Regions from separate parts of the Homo sapiens genome. Here region 2 is linked to region 1. The links are chromatin contacts, found by Hi-C or POLR2A ChIA-PET in ENCODE. All regions are on one chromosome and are shown on one strand. The core of a region is the stretch at or near the end of the contact, and the rest is flanking DNA. Distances in the headings are between cores, read along the strand shown.

Region 1 (7,176 bases), core at 2,560-5,059:
AGGGTGCAGTAGGGGGGTCCTGAGGGGTCGGAAGCTCAGAGAAGGACTGACTCATTGGTAGAGGAAGTAAACCCAGAGGTCAAAGGGGCCCTGCCCAGAGGTAGCAGTGATACCCAGTGCTGGGCCAGACACAGTGTCCTGGCTTCTCCCTTGTCCCCACAGGCCTCTGAGGGGTCAGGTGTTGAACCAGCATCCAAAAGAACATCCACTGAGCCAGGTGTGGGGATGGGCCCTTTTATTCATTTTGTCTTCATTAATCCTCCCCTCTCCTAGCAATCTACATGAGATAGGTGTTTTTATTCCCACGACACATTGGAGAAAACAGAGGCTCTGAGAGATAGGCATCTGGTGAGGAATAGGGCTGGGACTTGATCGGTCTAGGTAAAGTCCCCAGAGCCAAGGGGACTCTGAAGAAGGACATCTGAGCCAGACAGGGGGTCAGGTAAGGCCTTCTGGAAGCAACATGGCCTGATGAGTCATAGTGGAGAGCCATAAGTGCCCATAGAAGCCCCCTATCCCAAATATGGGAAATAGTGTTAGTTTTCCTCTACAAAGTCCAATCAATAGCAAAGCTAGCGACAGGTAGCACCTGCAAGGGGGCCCTCCCTGCCTCCCTTCCTTGGGCCCCCCTCTTACCATAGCCTCAGGTCTCTATAAAGTACAGCAGTTCCCACTGGGGGTGTGTGAAATAGGGCTAACAGAGAAGGGCCAGCTCTGGCCTTGCAACTCTCCCTTGGGCCCAGCAACTCCTGATGGGCCTGGGATCCCTGGAGAGCAGTGGGGGCAATGGGCCATACTGAAGTCTGTCCTCTGCTGCTCCAACTGTATTCCTTCCACAACTTTCTCTGGACCTAAGTCAACAAGAGCCTGACCCTCACTCAACCTCCTTGCCTGCCTTCCTTGTAGTGCCAGAAAAAAATCTCCTTGCTCACACAAAAATTTTCTTTTTCATTTGAAAATGGTCCGGGGCCAGGCGTGGTAGCTCACGCCTGTAATCCTAGCACTTTGGAGGGGCCGAGGTGGGCAGATCACCTGAGGTTAGGAGTTCAAAACCAGCCTGGCCAACATGGTGAAACCCCATCTCTACTAAAAATACAAAAATTAGCCAGGTGTGGTGGTGCGTGCCTGTAATCATCCCAGCTACTTGGGAGGCTGAGGCAATCGCTAGAACCCAGGAGGTAGAGGTTGCAGTGAGCCAAGATGGTGCTACTGCACTGCAGCCTGGGTGACAGATCGAGACTTCATCTCAAAAAAAAAAAAAAAAAAAAGAAAGAAAGAAAATGCTCTGGGGGAACTTCTCATTCAACTCTTATTGAATAAGAGGAGGATCCCGTATCTCCTACCCACCTACTTTTTTAGGGAATAATACATGTAGGTATGCTCTGGACGTGAGGCCATTCCTAACTGGGCTTGCCCTTTGGTGACATCCCAGGATCTGAGTCTGTGATCTGGTATAGCCTATTAGAAAGCCCCCAAAGTCTCCATGGAATGGCAACGGCCCATTGGACCAGCCCAACCAAGTTATACCTTACTTTCTCTATCTACAGGCTGCCTCCCCTGACATGGGAAGACAGACATCGAGGAGATCTGCTGGGCCCACAGGAGCTCCAAGGGAAATCACAGAAATGCTCGCCTTATATATAAAACTGCTTTATTAAAAAGTCAGCTATTAGGAAAACAAAGCCCTTACAAGGGTTCTATCAAAAAGTACAAATTTTAAATAAATGCATCAGAAAAATGGCAGCCAGATATACCAGCCACAGTCACAACCTCAAAGGCCTTGTGGGGAAGGAAGGGAGAATTAGGGAGGAGGTTCCGAGAACTCAAGGAAGAGGCTGGGCACAGAGGGTCTTTGGGTGCCTGCAGAGCTGGGTCCTGGAGCTACCAGGCAAGAACCCTGCTTCCGTTTTCCTTTCCTTGGAAAAATGTAAAGAACTGGCAGGTGTAGGAAATTTTGAGACTGGAGCAGAAAGGCACAAAAGTCATTTATAAGGTATGATTGCTCACTCTAGTCCTGAGGCACATGGGGTGGATAAATGGGGGATCAGAGCCACAGGGTCCCTGGCTCTGGTCATGCTTGCCCCTGGCTGGTACCATCTCTGAGTTTGGCCACAGGTTAAATTAAGGTAGACCAAGTGGACTGCATAATCCTGGCAGCCCGGGGTCTGGAGCCAGTCTTTAGATCAGATGTGTTGCTTCATTGGCAAACTGGTGTCTGCCCCCCAAGAGATCCCCCCAATGAGGAGCAGCAGGTCTCCTGCCTAGCCCTGTCCTCTGAGTCACTGTGGGTGCCCACCCTGGACAAGGAACTTCTGAGGGCAGTCTCTGCCATCCAGGATCCTGAGAAGCCCCAAGCCCCAGAGCCAGAGTTTCTCCGAATGACAGGCAGAAGCACAGAAAGCTGGCGTTGAAACCAGTCCCCACCAGCTGCTGGCCCCACACCCATGGTCACTGCTGACACGCCTCCTTGGTGACATTAGGCAGTGGGTAGGCAAAGAGGGAGAAGTCCAGGATATACTTAGGCAGCACATCCTGCAGCAGGGCCCGGGGGGCACTGCACAAGTGGTAATGCAGGCTTTCGGGGCTGGCTGGCCGGTACCAGGCCTGGCGAGCTGGAAATCGGACGTGAGGTGGTGCCCGTACCCACTCCAGCACCTGATTTGCATCAGCCTCCAGCCTCTCATAGGAGCCCACAAAGTCATAGTGCACGGCACAAGGCTGGCACAGGTGGTACACGGGCATCCAATGCTCATTCATGCGCTCAGGGTCCTCATCCACCAGGTATCTCAGGAACTCGGGGAATGTGACATCGTCGCCTGCAGGGCTGGGCCCCGCTCCAGCCCTGTACCGCCTCACTATCTCAGCCCCATAGCGTTGCTGGTACTCTCGGATCTCGCCAAACTTGTTGCGGTAGGCAGAGAGGAGGCGTTCCAAGGGCTCCCGCACAAACAGGAACTTAAAGTAGTGCTGCAGGCGGTAGCGAATCTCCTCAGGCCGCAGGTCGGCCAGGAACACCAGGTCACTGCGGTGGTCCATCTTGAGGCGGACGTCCACGCTGTCCAGGACGCCTGCCAGCACCTTCATCACCCGCTTCCAGTTAGAGCAGGCCACCTTGGGGACGTAGCAGTAGAGGAAGCGGTAACGGTCACTTACGAGGATGTGGCGCAGCAGGGTGCGCCGCTGCCCCACCGGCAAGTCCCAGGGGTCCCGGGGCATGCCTGGCTGTCCGCACACCGCCCGCAGGGTCCTGTTCCGGACGTCCTGCCGCACTTGCAAGTCCGCGTCCCCAGCCCTGAGGGACAGGCCCCCAGGCTTGGGGGCTTTCCCGCGCCAGGCTGTGCCCTCGCGGCCGGGCGGGTGCAGGGGCAGGGGCTTCATCTCGGCCAGGATGCCCCGCTCGATCATGAGCAGCAGCCCGCTGGAGGCCACGATCACCGCAAACATCAGCATGGACGGCAGCAGCAGGGGCGGCCCACCCAGCCCCGCCCGGGCCCTGCCCAGAGGGGCCCGCCTCAGCGCCCGGCCCAGGGGCTCGGCGCCATTTGGGGCCGCCAGCGGGGTCAGCGGGCGGGGGAACATGGTGCTCAAGGGGTGGGGGCCTGCGCGGGCCCGGCCGATCCGAGGGCGGCCTGGAAGGCGGGCTCGGGCTGGGGGCGGGAGGAGGGTCTGGGACCGGGGGTAGTTGGGGAGGGGAGGGCAGGGGACAGCCCTGGCGCGTGTAGGGGTGGCCGGCTCCCGGGCTGCGGCGCCGAAGCGGGCGGCGGGCGGCGGGCGCGGCGAGGGACCCGGGCCGGATGTCCCGCCCGGCCGCTCTCCACCCCCGGCCTCGCAGTGACACAGGCGCGGGGGCGGGCCCACGCCGGGGGCGGGGAGAGGGGCGGGCGCCCCTGCGGGGCGCGGGCTTGGGAGGGCGCACGCGGACCCCTACCCGGAAGAGGGCGCCTGAGTCAGGGCCACCCCTGTCCTCTGGGCTTGGGGACAAAAGCTCCTGAGACCTCGAAGGCAGAAAAGACTCGAGGCTGCTCTCCTGCAGCGTGTGTCCTCAGGGAAGTGGACAAGGGGGATTCGCCACAAACTCAGGCCTGTCCTAGCCCTTCCTCCAGCAACGGGTCTGGAGGCAGGGAGGCGGGCAGCGCTCTCTCCGAGTCCAGACGTGCCGGAGGCTGGTCTTTCCAGCTGGAAGCGGAGCCCTCGGTGTGCTCCCCCTTGCCACCCTTAACTCCCTCCGTCCTGCAGGTCGTGGCCACTCCAGGAAGGAGAAGCAGAACTGTCAGACACTGACCAGTCTCCATGGTGACCCTTGTGTTTAGCAATACCTGGGGACTGACTACAGTGCTTGTCCACTGGGTAATGCTGAAATGTCTGGAAATGGAGTCTCCCCTCCTCTGCCTTCTCCTCATGAGGCAGTGGGATAACTGGGCACTCTGGGGAGGGTCTGACACATTGGTCCATCAGCTGCTGGTGTGGCCAACACACATTTGGAAGGGTGAGGAGCTGGGGGCACAAAACAGCAGGGAAACAGCACGTAGTCTCCTTGCCTGGAGCTAGATGTGTGCTCCATGGCACCAGGCTGGTCACTTGGGCGGACAGCAGACCCGAAGTGCTTTGGATGTCAGCAACCACCATTTCCCACTGGGAACCTGGCTCAGTAGCCAGACTTGGTCCAGCTATGTGCTTGCTGCCTGCAGAGAGCCAGCAAGCCTCTGAAGCAGCAGAGGAATATGATTAGAGCCCAAGTGTACTGAGGACAGCGCCCACTAAGTGTTTTATATTCATTATCTCCTTTAGTTGTTACAGCCACCCTGGCAGGGAGCTAGTGTGGACATTCCCTTTGTACAGCTGAAGTAACAGAGGCTCAGGGAAGATGTGACTCAGTATGGGTGGTTCTGAGTCTAAAACCTAAATTTCTAATCACGGCCCTTCAGAGATTAAAGGAGCATATCATGGAATGGCTAGAAGGGAGGAAGCAGCTGACTCGAGGGCGGACTGTACAGAGCAGGTGATGGAAAATAGAAGATACCAGTGGGAGAATGGAGCTACCAGTGATCAGATGAATTCAGAAGGGTGAGGGGACTTGAGGGATGAGGTGATACTAGAGGGCTCACTGATGACCCCACAATCCCAGCAACAGGAAAAGCACACAGATGAGCCAGGGGAAGGAACGGTAAAGCCTTGCAGCCTTCCAGCTCTCCAGGGCAGGCTCTCCACATCTGATTGCCCCAGTGCATCTGCAGGCTACCACCTGTCCATTTGCTGCACCAGAAGTTTGCGTGAAGGTTCTGCCTTGTCTACACTGCTCCTTGCTTCCAATAATCCTAAAGGTATACATTTCTGGTGATAGGATTTTCTATTAAAATCATATTTTCCAGTAAGTATGTCCTTTAAACCAGGAGAGGAAAAAAAGGCCTTAGACCTTTAAAAATCTTTTGATAATGTGGCCACATGTGCTCCCTTCTGTGTTACAGGGTAGTTTTCTGTGTTAGCAGTCAGGGTGAGGCAGGGGGAGTCCTTGGGCCTGGTACTTATCTCCATACCAATTTCTTGTCTGTAAGATAAGGACAAGCTACCACTCGCCTCAAGGGAGTCTTGTGGACACCACACTGAAGGCAGAGCTAGAAAAATCCATGGTGGTGTCTGTGCCACCAATAAATTCTGAAAAAATGTTCCTGCCCACATGCACCATGCCTTAGCAAAATGCAGAAGTGGAGGCGGGGCGGGGGGGTGCTGTGGCTCCCAGGAACCTCTATGGCCTTAGAGCTGCCCCACCTGGAACATGGTCAACACTGAGGCTTCCAGGCTGGGACCAGGGCTGGGCTGAAGCAGGGGTCAGCTGGCCGCAGACCCTTGGCCCCATGATGTGGCCTTCCTCAGCAAGCAAGAAGCACCAGCTGCAAGACACTGAGGCCCTAGGACAGTGCTGGCCAGTTACCCAAGGTGATGAGGAGGGATGCTTTTTTTTTCTTTTCTGAGACAGGATCTCACTCTGTCACCCAGGCTGCAGTGGTATGATCACGGCTCACTGCAGCCTCGTGCTCTTGGGATCAAGCAATCCTCCTACCTTAGCCTCCTGACTGAGACTATAGGCATGCACTGACATGCCGGGCTAATTTTTAAATTTTTCGAGAGACATGGTCTATGTTGCCTAGGCTGGTCTTAAACTCCTAGGCTCAAGTAACCCTCCTGCCTCTGCCTCCCAAAGCACTGGGATTACAGGCAGGAGCCACTGCATGAGGCCAGTGATAAGAAGGTATCTTTGCCATGTACCTACTTGGGGACCAATTTCCAGGTCACTGGTCAGGTGAGGGCTGGCAACTGAAGTATTTCACACAGACCTAAGCAGGCAGCTGTGGCCACCATGAAATCAAGAAGTCAACTCCAAGTTCCCAGTCCCTCTGTCTCCTTCCCTCACTCTCTTTTCCCTCTGCTTCCCTGCCCTCTTTGCTCATTGGCCTTGGTGAGCATCCATGCCACAGGGGTTAAGAGGGACCTCTGAAATAAGAATAGTGGGTCTCTCCACACCCACACACCAAAAGATGACAGGACACACAGGAAACGATCCTTTTCTAAATCAATACAATTTCTCAAATTTATTTTTTTCTTAAAGAAGTACTTCTAATCTCTGTCAAAAGGGAGGTGAGGAAAGGTCCTTCCTCCCTTGTAAACACTGAAATACAGATCTGGGAAACCAGGATCAACACACACAAAAAGTGCATTTTACAAAATATCAACTAAAATATATTTTACATGGATTATGCTTCCATTGAAATTCTACCAGCTGCATTTTCAGGTTCGAAAAAATATTTCCACATCTAAGAGATTTCAAAAGCATTTAAGTTCGGGGCAGCCAAGACCCTACCTCCTGGGAGGAGGGCCTTCATCTCCTTTCCTGCTAGGTGAGGCTGGGCTCCTTGGCAGCAAGGGCCCAGAATGAGCAGGCTCCAAGGCTGGCTCTGCAGAGCCCCCACTGCCACTCTGCCAACCTCATTTACTGCCCCATCCTCCCAGACAGACACCTTCCTCCAAACAGCTTATTCAATATAAGGAGATCCAAGTCCCTTCCCTTCAGGTTTGGGATCAGGCTTCCCAAGCATAAATTCACCTCTGAAGCCTCCAGGCCTCACCCAAACCCAATGACCAATCAGGAGCAACTCATCTACTAAGGGACAGGGCATGGCA
Region 2 (7,176 bases), core at 1,657-4,156, 73 kb before region 1:
CACCTGAGGTCAGGAGTTTCAGACCAGCCTGGTCAACATGGCGAAACCCCATCTCTACTAAAAATACAAAAATTAGCCAGGTGTTGGTGGTGTGTGCCTGTAGTCCCAGCTACTCCACAGGCTGAGGCAGGAGAATCACTTGAACCTGGGAGGGTGAGGTTGCAGTGAGCTGAGATGGCCCCACTACACTCCAGCCTGGGCAACAGAGCAAGACTGTCTCAAAAAAAAAAAAATTGCAAAACACACAAAAAGACAAGAAGAAAACAACCCAATCCATTATCAGAAGATGAATCAACAGAACCAGACTCACAAATGACACAGATGTTGGAACTATCACAGAGGGACTTAAAATAATTATAATTACTATGGGGTCTGGTGGGGAAGGGTGGGCAACTTGCATGAACAGATAGGGAATTTTGGCAGAGACATGGAAACTAAGAGAAAGTGAAATGGGGCTGGACGTGGTGGCTCATGCCTGTAATACCAGCACTTTGGGAGGCCAAGGCAGGAGGAGCACATGAGCACAGGAGTTTGAGACCAGCCTGGGCAACATGAGACCTCATCTCACCAAAAAATACAGAAATTAGCCAGGCATGGTGGCTCGTGCCTGTGGTCCCAGCTACTTGGGAGGCTGAGGCAAGAGAATCACTTGAACCCAGAAGGCGGAGGTTGCAGTGAGCCAAGATCATGCCACTGCCCTCCAGCCTGGGTGACAGGGTGAGACCCTATCTCAGAAAAAAAAAAAAAAGGAAAGAAAAAGAAAAAATAAAGTCAAATGGAAATGCTAGAAATAAACATGATATTAGAGATGAATTGCTTCCACAGGCTTTTCAGTAGGTAGGCATAGGTGAAGAACCAGTGAACTTGAACTGGTCAATAAAAATTCTCTGAACTAAAACACAAAGAGAAACTGGGATGGGGGAAAAGCAAAACAAAGCAAAACCTATAAGAGCTGTGGGACAATAACAGTCTAATATACATGTGATTCCAGCCTCAGAAGGTGAAGAGAGAGAGAATGAGGCAGAATAAATCTTTGAAGAGATGATAGTTACATGAATGAGGTGTGGCGGCAAGGCTAGAGAGAAGTGGATATGGGAGCATTTGCAAGGAGAACCACTGAGGCTTGGTCACTGAGTGGAGGGAAGTGTGGCACCTGAGTGTCTGTCTTGGGAGCTGCAGGCTCTCAGCAGGTAGTAGTGGGTGGTTAGCAGGTGGTGGTGCCAGGATGGAGAGCCAAGCCTAGCTCTCCAGTGCCTGTGCTCTCTGCTGGTACCCCACACCACCTCCTACAGGCCAAAGTGGAACAGTAGTGGGCCTTTGCTCCTCGATTCCCTAGCCTCCAGCCCCAGCCTTTCCTAAGCCCTCAATGTACTATTCCTATTAGTCAATGTGTGGCAGAGAGATGTTCATCTCCCCCCATTCTCTCCACCTCCTCTGTCCCAAGTGTTGTGTCACACATTGCTCTAAAGGTTTTCTTTTCCCAAACAAACTGACTCTCTCCTCCCTTCATTTTGACGTAATCCACTTTTAAAAATTACTTCTTTAGCAGATAAGTAGAAAGGGAGGAGGCAAAGGTGAGAGGGATTGTGTGTGTGTGTGTGTGTATGTGTGCAGAAGAAAGCAGATAGGTTACTGAGAGTTTATGAGCATTTTAAAGAACAGATATTTCCAGGACCAGTTTTGGCTCTTTAATCTTACATCCTTTGGGGATGAGACCATCAAATATTGGCTTAGCAGAATGCCAAGGTGCAGTGTGGTCTTCAGCATGGTGCCTGATCAAGGCAGACAGGATGCGGAGTGTACATTGGGTAAGAGTATGGTAGAGGAGACCCACAGTTGTTAGAACAATCATCCCAAAGGTAAACTCTTGGATTGATAAACTGACATGTTGTTGGTTTCTTTTTCCTCTGTTCAGCTCAACATCTTTATCAATGATTTGGTTGAGTGAATAGAAGGTAACCTTATCAAAAGTGAGAGGAGTAGGTAATTGAATAAAAGAATAACAATTCTAAAATTTTTCTATAGACTAGAGTGATGGGACAAAGTATGAAACATGATACAGATAAATGTGAAATCTTTCATTTGGGATCAGAAATTAACTACACAACTAGAGGACAGAGAAGAACAGAGTATTTATTAGTTTGTTCTAGTGACAGAAGCCAAGAAGCCAGACTCTGGAAAGTTTTCCAAGGCTGTTGAAAAAAAAAAATCCAAGCCGGACTCAATTCTAGTCTAAGACATATAGAGCTGGCTTCAGTTAGCTGGACCTCAGGACTCCAGCAGTATCTTTAGCCTCTCTTCCTCCCACTGTTGACTCTCTCTGTGTGTTGGTATAGCACAGGGAGCTCTGGGCTGACATGATTCCAGTTTAGGAAGTCCAGAGGAAAGATAACACTTTCCAACCCCATATAATAGATGCCAGGGGGCTCCGCACAGTGGTTTAGGCTTAACAATCCCAGCACTTTGGGAGGCCAAGGTGGGAGGATCACTTGAGCCCAGGAGTTTGAGACCAGCCTGGGCAACAGAAAGAGACCCCGTCTCTACAAAAAAAAAATTTAAAAATTAGCCTGGCGTGGTACTGCATGCCTGTAGTCCAGCTACTCGGGATGCTGAGGTGGGAGGATTGCTTGAGCCCAGGAGGTTGAGGCTGCAGTGAGCTATGATTGCCCTACCGCACCCTATCCTGGGCGACAGAGCAAGATCCTGTCTCAAATAAATAAATACATTCCAGGGGAGGGACTCAGATTGGCTTGGCCTGGGTCACATGCTCATCATTGGAGCACTGACTATGACAAGGGCAAGATCTATGGTTAGGGGTACAGGATACTGTGGTAAACAGTCCCACCAGAACCATATGAGAATGGGAAGTGAAAGAGGATTGCTGTTGGCTGAAGAAAGGGGAAAGTGGTATGGAAAACCCCAAACAGGTGTTCAGTGTCTTAACAGTTCAATGGAGTCAGCAGTGTTATGTGCTGCTAAAAAAAAGTTATAATTCTAGGAATCAATAGTGGAAATGTACCTGTGTACCTGGGACATAGTAGTGTAAAAATATATTCTGCAGTGGTCATGCCTCTCTGAAAGCATCGTCTGGGCACCACATTGCAAGAGGATGTTCTGCAGTGAGCAGGTCTATGCAAACCTACCCCTAAAGGCCAAGAGAGCTGAGGGGCCAAAGAAACAGGCTGACAAGCCCGGGTGCAGTGGCTCATACCTGTAATCCCAGCACTTTGGGAGGCTGAGGTGGGTGGATCACGAGGTTAGGAGTTTGAGACCAGCCTGGCCAATATGGGGAAACTCCATTTCTACTAAAAATACAAAAATTAGCTGGGCACGGTGGCGTGCGCCTGTACTCCCAGCTACTTAGGAGGCTGAGGCAGAAGAATCTCTTGAACCTGGGAGGCAGAGGTTGCAGTGAGCCAAGATCATGCCACTGCATTCCAGCCTGGGCGACAGAGTGGGACTCTGTCTCAAAAAAACAACAACAACAACAACAAAAACAAAACAGAGAGAGAGGCTGACGAATCTAGTTTCTCAGAGATAAATGCTTAATAGAAACTTATGCACAGAAGCCATACCTTGGTTGGTCACGAGATGGTGGTTTCCATGCCCGCCCTCCAGAAAGTATCCTTTGTATAACAAGTTTTTAGGGGAAAACATGTGCAGCTGGTCACACCTCAGACTTTATTGCAAGTTTCATGACCACTGGGGAGGTTAGATAAGCATCTTTATGAGGGGTTATTTATGCTACAGGCATTCTTTCTTTTCTTTTTTCTCTTTCTTTTCCATTTTGTTTTTTTTTTTAGACAGAGTCTGGCTCTGTCACCCAGGCTAGAGTGTAGTGGCATTATCACAGCTTATTGCAGCCTCAACCTCCCGGGCTCAAGCTGTCCTCCCTCCTCAGCCTCCTGAGTTTGCTGTGACTATACCCCTGGCTAATTTTTTTTTTTTTTTAAGAAAAGTCTCAGTATGTTGCCCAGGCTGGTCTCATACTCCTGGGCTCAAACAATCCTCCTACCTTGGCCTTCCAAAGTGTTGGGATTATAGGCATGAGCCACCCCACCTGGCCAGGCATCTTTTTTTTTTTTTTCTTTTGAGACAAAGTCTCGCTCTGTCCCCCAGGCTGGAGTGCAGTGGCAACCTCTGCTCCCGGGTTCACACCATTCTCCTGCCTCAACCTCCTGAGTAGCTGGGACTACAGGTGCCTGCCACCATGCCCGGCTAATTTTTTGTATTTTTTAGTAGAGACGGGGTTTCACCGTATTAGCCAGGATGGTCTCAATCTCCTGACCTCGTGATCCTCCCGCCTCAGCCTCCCAAAGTGCTGGGATTACAGGCATGAGCCACTGCGCCCGGCCCAGGCATTGTTTCTTGACCTTGCCACAGGAATGCCTTGGTATGCAGGAGTCAAACATCAGTCATTATGGCAGTTTTGCTTCAAGGTGGTGCCATTCTTGCAACAGGGTCTTTTCCTACAGAGGAACATCGACAAACTGCAATGCTCCCTAGAGGAGGGGTCCAGGGTGAGCAGGCTCAGATCGAGTTATTTGAAGACAGGACAAGACAATAAGATTGTTTTCCATAGAAAAGAGATTTAAGAGAGACCCGGTTGGCTTTAAAATATTTGAAGGAGTATTGGGTAGAAAGCTGAGACACACTGAAGTACAAAGGACAAACTAGGACCAATGGCAGGGAGTTTCAGGAAGACCAATTACCATTCAGTGTTAAGAACTTTCTAATAGCTGTTCAACAATAGGGTGGCCTTGTAGAAGATAGTAATTCCCTGTCACTGGAGGTGTGTCAGCAGATGTCAGAAAGGTTGTAAAGGGGATTCCTGCATTGTGTAGAAAGTTGGATCAGGTCACCCCTAAGGTCCTTTCCAATTATGAAAATCTGTGGTTGGCTACTGGAGACCTATGGGGGCTTGCTGCTGTTAAGTCAGCCCTGGTCTCCCCAGCATTTGGGAGGGAGAGCTGGTGAGTTCTTCTTTCTCCTCCCTAGATAATAATGACAAACACCTGATCACCTACCAGTCAGTGGTCAGAGGCAGAGCCCTCCAACAGTTCTTATCTTAGCTCAACCCTGAGGGACAGACTCTTGGGTTGGAAGATCACAAAAAGGTCGCTCTTGTGCTGTTTTATGTTCTCTGAACGTGTACCTTGAGACAAGGACCTGTATGTAGGTGGCTGATTTTAGGGGGTGAGCAGGAGTGAGGGAGGGAGGAGAATGAGACAGCTCCCTGTGTTGAGTAGGTCCACTGTGGGTAGTTAGGGCTGTCGCCCTGGGATCACTCTGAGGAGACATAAAGATTATGGCTTAGGCTAAGCGCGGTGGCCTGTAATCCCAACACTGTGGGAGGCTGAGGCGGGTGGATCACCTGAGGTCAGGAGTTCGAGACCAGCCTGGCCAACATGGCAAAACCATGTCTCTACTAAAAATACAAAAATTAGCCGGGTTGGTGGTGTGTGCCCATAGTCCCAGCTACTTGGGAGGATGAGACAGGAGAATTGCTTGAACCCGGGAGGCGGAGGTTGCAGTGAGCCGAGATGGAGCCACTGCACTCCAGCCTGGGTGACAGAGCGAGACTCCGTCTCAAAAAAAAAAAAAAAAATATTACAGCTCAGAATTTTGCCACTGACTGACGGGGCACATCTGGGCTGCAGTTCCACCAGTGCCCATCCTTCATTGGTTGAGGTTTGCTCTTTGGAGGTATTAAGCCCCTGCCACTTTCAGGCAGCCCTGCAGGGGCTAAGAAAAGCCTCACGCAGAGGAGAGAGGAGGGAAACTGAGCATGTACCAGAAGCATCCGCTGCAGCTGCGGCTGGTCACAGAAATGGGCTGGAGGGATGTGAGGCAGCGCGTGAGCATCTGGCACAGTCTCTTTCCCGCCCAGGCCAGGATCCGCCTTCCAGGGCTGTGCGGGACCTTTGGTTTTGACATTTTGGTCTCTGTGGCCCAGTGTGGGAAGTGGTTCTCCCCGGGGGTGAGTTCAGCCCAGCCTAGTCTGAATGTCCACACACTGCTCTCTTGGGTTCAAGTCTTCCTTCTTGGCCCAGCTTCTCACTGGGCTCTCTGGACTGAGGGCACCAGGGCAATGGACGCTCCAGGCTGGCACCTGTTCAACACTCATATGTGAGCTTGGAACATGGTGACATTAGGGGCACTGACTCTACTGTCCTTTCACACTGTGGTCAAGGTTAGGATAGATGAGAGACTGGCCCGGCCCCAGAGTTTCCTGTATTGACAGCCTAATCATTTTCTAAGAAGAAAATGCTGGGCTGGGTGCAGTGGCTCACACCTGTAATCCCAGCACTTTGGGAGGCCAAGGCAGGCAGATCACCTGAGGCCAGGAGTTGGAGACCAGCCTGGCCAGCATGGTGAAACCCTGTTTCTACTAAAAATACAAAAAATTACCCAGGCATGGTGGCAGGCGCCTGTAATCCCAGCTACTCGGGAGGCTGAAGAAGGAGAATAGCTTGAACCCAGGAGGCGGAGGTTGCAGTGAGCCGATATCACGCCATTGCTCTCCAGCCTGCACAACAGAGCGAGACGCCACCTCAAAAAAAAAAAAAAAGAAAAAGAAAAAGAAAAAAATGCTAAGAAGAACGACAAAGAATTCAAAGACCCTGAGAAGCCTCCCTCAAAGCCTTGGAGACACTTCAAAGATGGGAAATCATGGCACTGATGTTAGAGGCAGTGTTCCCTGCCAGGCACTAAAGGCCAATCCAGTTGGCCCAGCCCTCCTGTTACCACTCCTCTGGATTGCCCTAGTCAGAGCTCTGAGCCTGTCTCTCTCTTCCCTGATCCCTTCTCCCACCCTCTGGGCCCCACACTCTTGTCTGGTACTCACTGTTCAGTCTGTCTTTTCCCTCCTCTTGCCCATTCATTACCTCCAGGGGCATCATCATCTCTGAGGTTCACACTTATTCCCTAGATTTTGCCGCAATTTGAAAATCAACCCTTCACACTGTTCCAATGCCCATTTCACCACCTGGGCGAAGTGAGGCTGAGTAGGTATTTATGATGAGTTTGGGGTGACATGGAATCAAGGGCAAGGAGCGGGGTGTGTGTGTGTGTGTGTGTGTGTGTGTGTGTGTGTGTGTGGCAACAGTTTGATCACTCTTATTAGGGGAGGGCCCCTCTTAAGGTGGCAAATGTTGTCCAGCCAGAGGAACAGCC

Evidence for each region. A loop is a pair of places that touch in the nucleus more often than their neighbours do. ChIA-PET counts read pairs that join two places held with the same protein, here RNA polymerase II (POLR2A). Pooled maps may share reads with other maps.
Region 2: a pooled map shows a loop between it and region 1 (2.3-fold over the local background). The contact joins the enhancer-like site here to the promoter of CHST14 in region 1. A Hi-C loop is called at or near these places in 3 of 50 pooled maps. POLR2A ChIA-PET finds 5 or more read pairs at or near these places in 3 of 52 experiments (GM12878, H1 and WTC11).

What each region holds. Positions count from the first base shown.
Region 1 is chr15:40,467,617-40,474,792 of GRCh38, reverse strand. It overlaps CHST14 (carbohydrate sulfotransferase 14), which reads right to left and starts at 3,809. Exons shown (of 1, transcript NM_130468.4): 1 at 1,635-3,809. The coding sequence starts at 3,579. The coding sequence ends at 2,449. It overlaps BAHD1 (bromo adjacent homology domain containing 1), which reads right to left. Exons shown (of 7, transcript NM_014952.5): 7 at 6,557-7,176. RefSeq lists enhancers at 2,042-2,945, 4,228-4,337 and silencers at 3,398-3,647, 3,698-3,937.
Region 2 is chr15:40,539,766-40,546,941 of GRCh38, reverse strand. It overlaps a transcript of CCDC32 not described here. Among named protein-coding and RNA genes, the nearest start is that of CCDC32, 22 kb to the left of the region's middle. RefSeq lists an enhancer at 2,906-3,005 and a silencer at 3,156-3,255. Within about 2 kb of position 2,906, at least 3 of the 41 ENCODE cell types and tissues checked have a DNase peak (open chromatin) inside an H3K27ac peak, as active enhancers do; they include GM12878, where a contact is called at or near this core.